2 separate regions of the Homo sapiens genome follow, and region 2 is linked to region 1. Evidence: read pairs that join two places in POLR2A ChIA-PET (ENCODE). Cell type or tissue: HepG2. All regions are shown on one strand. Each heading gives the region's core, and the rest is flanking DNA. Links, peaks and the distances in the headings are about the cores only. Region 1 overlaps CDK19 (cyclin dependent kinase 19). Region 2 has its middle 9.8 kb from the start of CDK19.

Evidence for each region. ChIA-PET counts read pairs that join two places held together with the same protein. Peaks named below come from ENCODE experiments on the same cell type or tissue, not always from the same donor. Only the 100,000 strongest peaks of a DNase experiment are listed, where the experiment ranks them.
Region 2: POLR2A ChIA-PET joins it to region 1 with 5 read pairs; 10 of 35 experiments call an interaction of 5 or more read pairs at or near these places.

Annotation. Positions count from the first base shown.
Region 1 is chr6:110,745,434-110,748,258 of GRCh38, forward strand. It overlaps CDK19 (cyclin dependent kinase 19), which reads right to left. Exons shown (of 13, transcript NM_015076.5): 2 at 693-768. Among named protein-coding and RNA genes, the nearest start is that of CDK19, 69 kb to the right of the region's middle. In HepG2, for the core only: no CTCF peak of the experiment used is centred there; a DNase peak (open chromatin) is centred at 1,438; H3K4me3 peaks cover 1,695 bases.
Region 2 is chr6:110,823,814-110,826,638 of GRCh38, forward strand. It overlaps a transcript of AMD1 not described here. Among named protein-coding and RNA genes, the nearest start is that of CDK19, 9.8 kb to the left of the region's middle. RefSeq lists a silencer at 2,600-2,800. In HepG2, for the core only: no CTCF peak of the experiment used is centred there; no DNase peak of the experiment used is centred there.

The sequences.
Region 1 (2,825 bases), core at 31-2,530:
ACTATATTATATATTTCAGAAATAGTATTTAAAATGAATAAGATTTAATAGTATGACCCCTTCCTCTATAAAGACCTTATCAGTCCTAAAGCTACAGAAAAATAGACATTAATTAAATTACTAATTAAAATAAAATTCCATCACAATTTTAATAAATTAAATCATTTTGTTCAGTATTTCTGAGATCACAAATCTTAAATATCATTAAGAGGATATTCAAAGATGACTTTCAAGTAACTAAAAAGTTTATGGGCTACATATGGTGGCTCACACCTTTAATTCCAGCAATTTGGGAGGCCACGGAGAGAGGATCATTTGAGCCCAGAAGTTTGAGACCAACCTAGGCAACACAAGGAGACCTCTTCTCTACAAAAAAATTAAAAAATTAGCCAGGTGTGGTGGCACATGCCTGTAATCCCAGCTACTCGAGAGGCTAAGGCAGGAAGATCGCTTGAGCCTAGGAGGTTCACGCTGCAGTGGACTCCAGCCTGGGCAACAAAATGAGATCCTGTCTCAAAATTTAAAAATAAAATAAAAAGTTTATGCAGATTTTCTCACTCTACATAAAATATTCTTAAACTAACATATGTAAAATAAACATTCATTATATATATTAATGAAACTTTTATATTAAAATAAATCATCACCCAATATCAATAATAAAATAAATAACTGTATTTGTATCCACTTACTGCAATCTCTCTACAAGCCGACATGGATATTCCTGTGCCTTCAATTTGCTTCAATGCATATTCCTTTTCATCTTTTCTGCACATAAACAAAAAAACATCATTTTTCCATATATCACTTTCAGATTCAAAATTATAACTACAAAAACAATGGAAATGCACTTAATTTCTCAGTGATATGTAAACATTCTCATTATACCATGTATTGCTTATTATTTTTGATAATATTTCAACTACAGAAATATGAGATACCAAAAGAAATTCATGTCACAATGAAAACATCAGACACAGCGAAAACACAAAATTCAAAATTGAAACAGAACAGGATACTAAACACAGCACTAGTTTCAAAGAGTAAACAAGCATAAATATAAACTCAAACATATTGCAAGATAATTCCACTCCTGTCTTAATTACCTGGAGTCAACAAAAGCATTCTGTTATAGACATTCACTATAAAAAACTGACAGACATAAACTCCCAGATTCATTTAAAGTAATTTCATAGTATAAGAAGCTTTATAGGAATCATAACCCACTAAAACACACTGTATCTCACCTAGCATGGGGACATTCAAAAGCCCGAGGACCTCAATCAAAAGCCTTTTAAAGATTTCAAAGCTCTAGCCACCAACATGTCATTCTCAGGAACACTAGGAGAAACCCAGTAGTTAAAGTGGATTTTTCAAACAATGGACATAGTATTAGGAATCCTGGGAAATCCCAACAGTTACTAAGTTGCTTAACCAAGAGAATACAGCAGTTCAAAATCTGGTGAAACATTCTGTTAAAATATTAACAGTATGAGATAAGCAGCTAGTACAATACAGTAAGTACAGTAAGCATTCTCAAGGGTGCTGATACCAGAACCAGCCACACAAAGGTCTCAGCTGAATGTCATAACTATAGTTCATATTGTGAGCTGTTCTTATAAGAGAAGTTAAATCCATGCCTTCCAAGTTTTGTCTTTTGATCATATTAGAGCCTCAGCAAAGTATCACCATGTCATGATGTTTTTGTCAAATATAGCGCCAAAGTAGTGCCACATCTGTCTTAGCTATTCCTCATTTTCCCCATTCTATGTTTACCTGCAGATAGAGCAGTTTAGGATGTTATTCAAAATCCACATTTTAAAACACCATTTTAAATCCCTTTTGAAGATTTTCACAATCATCTTCAAGCAAATAATTGAGTTATGGTTACTTTCCCTCACAATGAGTTTGAAAATTATATCCATTTTTCTTCCAACAGATAGCATTCAGGAAATAATTAAACAGTATTTTGACAAATAAAACATACTAGGTATGTCAACAAGATGGACTATGATGCAATTTTTTAAATGATGGCTAGAAGGTCATTAGAAACATGGAAAATATTTACCATATACTACTGAGAAAATACACAAATTATACTATATAAAAATATACATCTACAAATATGTTGAAGGCAATACAAAAAATTAACAGTTACGTTAAGATATAGGAAGTTATGTCAACTAACTTTAGTGCTAATATTATATTGCCTTTAAAAAGCCAAAATAAATTGATACTCTGAGAATACCTACTAAAACAATCTTTAGTATTTTCAAAGTGATAGCTCAGGCATGTTTTAAAAAGCAAAGTCAAAAATAAGGAAAGTTTAAATGATCATTTTTTCCTTTTTCTCCATCCTGTTTTTTGCCCAGACATAAAACCAGACTTTTTCAGACCACTCAGAAGCCATTAAGAAGCATAAACTGCAGGTGATTGAATGTAATCAAAGCCAAGTGTCCCTCCTGTGCCTTAAATGTATTTGTGGGTACAGAGTGAGAGCACATGTGCCTGAGAAGCTCAACACAATGCTTACGATGTAAATTTTATACATTTAATAATTAAGTTATCTATCAGGTATCTATTGCTAAATATTTAAGTTTGATGTATTCTTGAAACAAAATTATAAAAGCTTTCTAAAAAATTTTTCACATGAAACTATAATTTTTTCAACAGAAACATTTCAATCCTCAGTTCCCCTAGACAAAGTAGTCCAGAAGCTCATGTAATTGCATAGTTTTATTTTTAATACTGTAAAGAATATTACACAATCTGGATAGGTTATAGTTGCTATGGAAACTATAAGATCTTTGCAGTAAGTCAAAAAG
Region 2 (2,825 bases), core at 197-2,696, 79 kb after region 1:
GAAGTGAGAGATCTCAACAACAGAACTACAAAACATTGCTGAAATAAATCATAGATGACACAAACAAATGGAAATACATCTCATGCTCACAGATTAGAAGAATCAAGACAATGAAAATAATGTGGTGAAAAGGGAATGCTTATACACTGCTGGTGGGAATGTAAATTAGTACAACCTCTATGGAAAACAGTATGGAGAATTCTCAAAGAACTAAAAGTAGATGTACCATTCAATCCAACAATTCCTGTACTGAGTATCTACCCAAAGGAAAATAAGTTATTATATCAAAAAGACACCTGCATGCCTATGTCTATCACAGCATAATTCACAATTACAAAGATATGGAACCAACCTAAGTACCCATCAACCAACCAATGAATAGATAAGGAAAAGGTGGTATATATACGCCATGGAATACCACTCATTCATAAAAAAGAATGAAATACTGTCTTTTGAGGAACTTGGATGGGGCTGGAGGCCATTATTCTAAGTGAAGTAACTCAGGAATGGAAAACCAAAATACTGTATGTTCCCACTTACAAGTAGGGCTAAGCTATGGGTACACAAAGGCATAAAGAGTGATATAATGGACACTGGAGACTCAGAAAAGGGAGGGTGAGAGAGGATTAAGAGATAAAAAATGACATATTGGGTACAATGCATACTACTTGAGTGACCAGTGCACTAAAATCTCAGACATCTCCACTATACTATTCACCAATGTAACCAAAAGCCACTTGTATCCTAAAAACTATTGAAATTTTTAAAATGTATGTTTTTAAAAAAGTTATTTAATGAAACCAAATTATTTTAATAAATGATAGATTTAAAGTTTTTGGTAACATTCAAACATCATAGCTTAAGGCAAAAAAATAAAAATTAAATTTTATAAAGAGCATAAAGTTTTTGGTAACAAAAAAAAGCACTGAAGGTAAGGGCAAAGGGCTTGAGGAAAGAAACAATGGCTTTGGTATGTTTCTTGGAAAGTAAGTAGAGTGAACATGAGAGCTAACTTTTATTGAATCCTAGGCATACGTTAGCTAATATAAGCCTCATAGCTGCCCTATGAGGAAGGTATGTTTTATCTCCTTTTTACCTATATGAAAACTGAGGCTCCAGGAGGATAATTTTGTAGTTTTATGGTTAGACAGTGATAGGATTTAACCTCAGGTCTGTAAGACTATAGAGGGCAAAGACTGCAATACCCAGTATAGTAGTCCCACCTTGTCCTTGGGGGATACACACCAAGACCCCCTGAAGCCCAGATAGTACTGATCTTCAAATACATATACACACACTGCTTTTTCCTATACATGCATACCTATGATTATAAGGTTTCATTGATAAATTAGGAACAGTTAAGAGATAAACAAGAGTAACTGATAATAAAATACAATTATCACAATGTCGTATAACAGAAATTATATGAATGTGGTCCTCTTTCTCTTCATCTCTCTCTTTCTCTTAACATCTTATTGTTCTGTATTATGGGTAACTAGTAACTAATTGAAACCATGGAAATCAAAGCTGTGGATAAGAGGAGACTATTGTATCGATTTTGCCATTTATCAAGATCAAATGATCCCACTGAAACATTCCATCCTCTTTGTCTTAAATCTTACTTTGTATATGTTAAACCACCTCTGCTTTCTTTTTTCCATATTTGATTGATAGTCATTTTTACCCCTTCTCCATGTATGCAAGAGTCACGGGGCTTATGAAATGCAGAGAACATGTAGGTACCACTGCCACTGCCATTGACATGTTCATTGCCTCAGTAAGTATAAGAGGGCTTCCTTGCCTTTACGCTTTCTAGTCTGCCAGTAACAGTTATCTAGTCAATCAGATTTCAGAGCATTTGCTGCCAAGTAAAAACCTGTTACTCTTCCAGGAGTGATATTCAGACTACTTAAACATTGATTAAAAGTCTGAGAACAAAGCTCCCTTAAATAAGGATGATTTAGGCTTGAAGAGTGTTCAGAAAACAGATTCTAGTCTACTTAGTACAGAGCTGCTGTCAGGACAGCTGAGGAGTAGGACTGGGAGGCAGTGGGATTAAAAATCAGACATCTAGACAGGCACAGTGGCTCACACCTGTAATCCCAACATTTTGGGAGACTAAGGTGGAAGAATTGCTTGAGACGGGAGTTTGAGACCAGCCTGGGCAACAGAGTAAGACCCCGTCTCTACAAAAAAATTATAAAATTAGACAGGCATGGTGAATGGCCCTGTGATCCTAGTTACTCAGGAGGCTGAGGTAGGAGGATCACTTTAGCCTAGGAGTTCGAGGCTGCAGGGAGCTATGATCACACTACTGCACTCCAGCCTGGGCAACAGAGACCCTGTCTCATTAAAAAAAAAAAAAAAAAAATCGCTTGAACCCGGGAGGTGGAGGTTGCAGTGAGCTGAGATTGCACCACTGCACTCCAGCCTGGGCAACAGAGGGAGACACCATCCCAAAAAAAAAAAAAAAAAAAAAAAAGAATCAAACTTCTCTCTGTAGGATGAGGATGCAGCCCAGACTAAGGAAGGGTTGCCCGCCTCCTTCTGATAGGGTATGAGAAGGGCTTGATTGATGCCTGTGTCAGTTTCCTCAGGCTGCTGTGACAAATTGCCACAAACTGGGTGGCTTTAAACAACAGGAACTGATTAGCTCACAGTCCTGGAGGCCAGAAGTCTGAAATCAAGATGTCTGGAGGGCCATGATCTCTCTGAAGCCCACAGGGGAGAATCCTTCTGTGCAGATTCCAGGTTCTGGTGTTGCCTGAAAGCCTCGGCAGTCCTTGCTTTATGGCAGCATAACTCAAATCTCTGTCTCCACATGG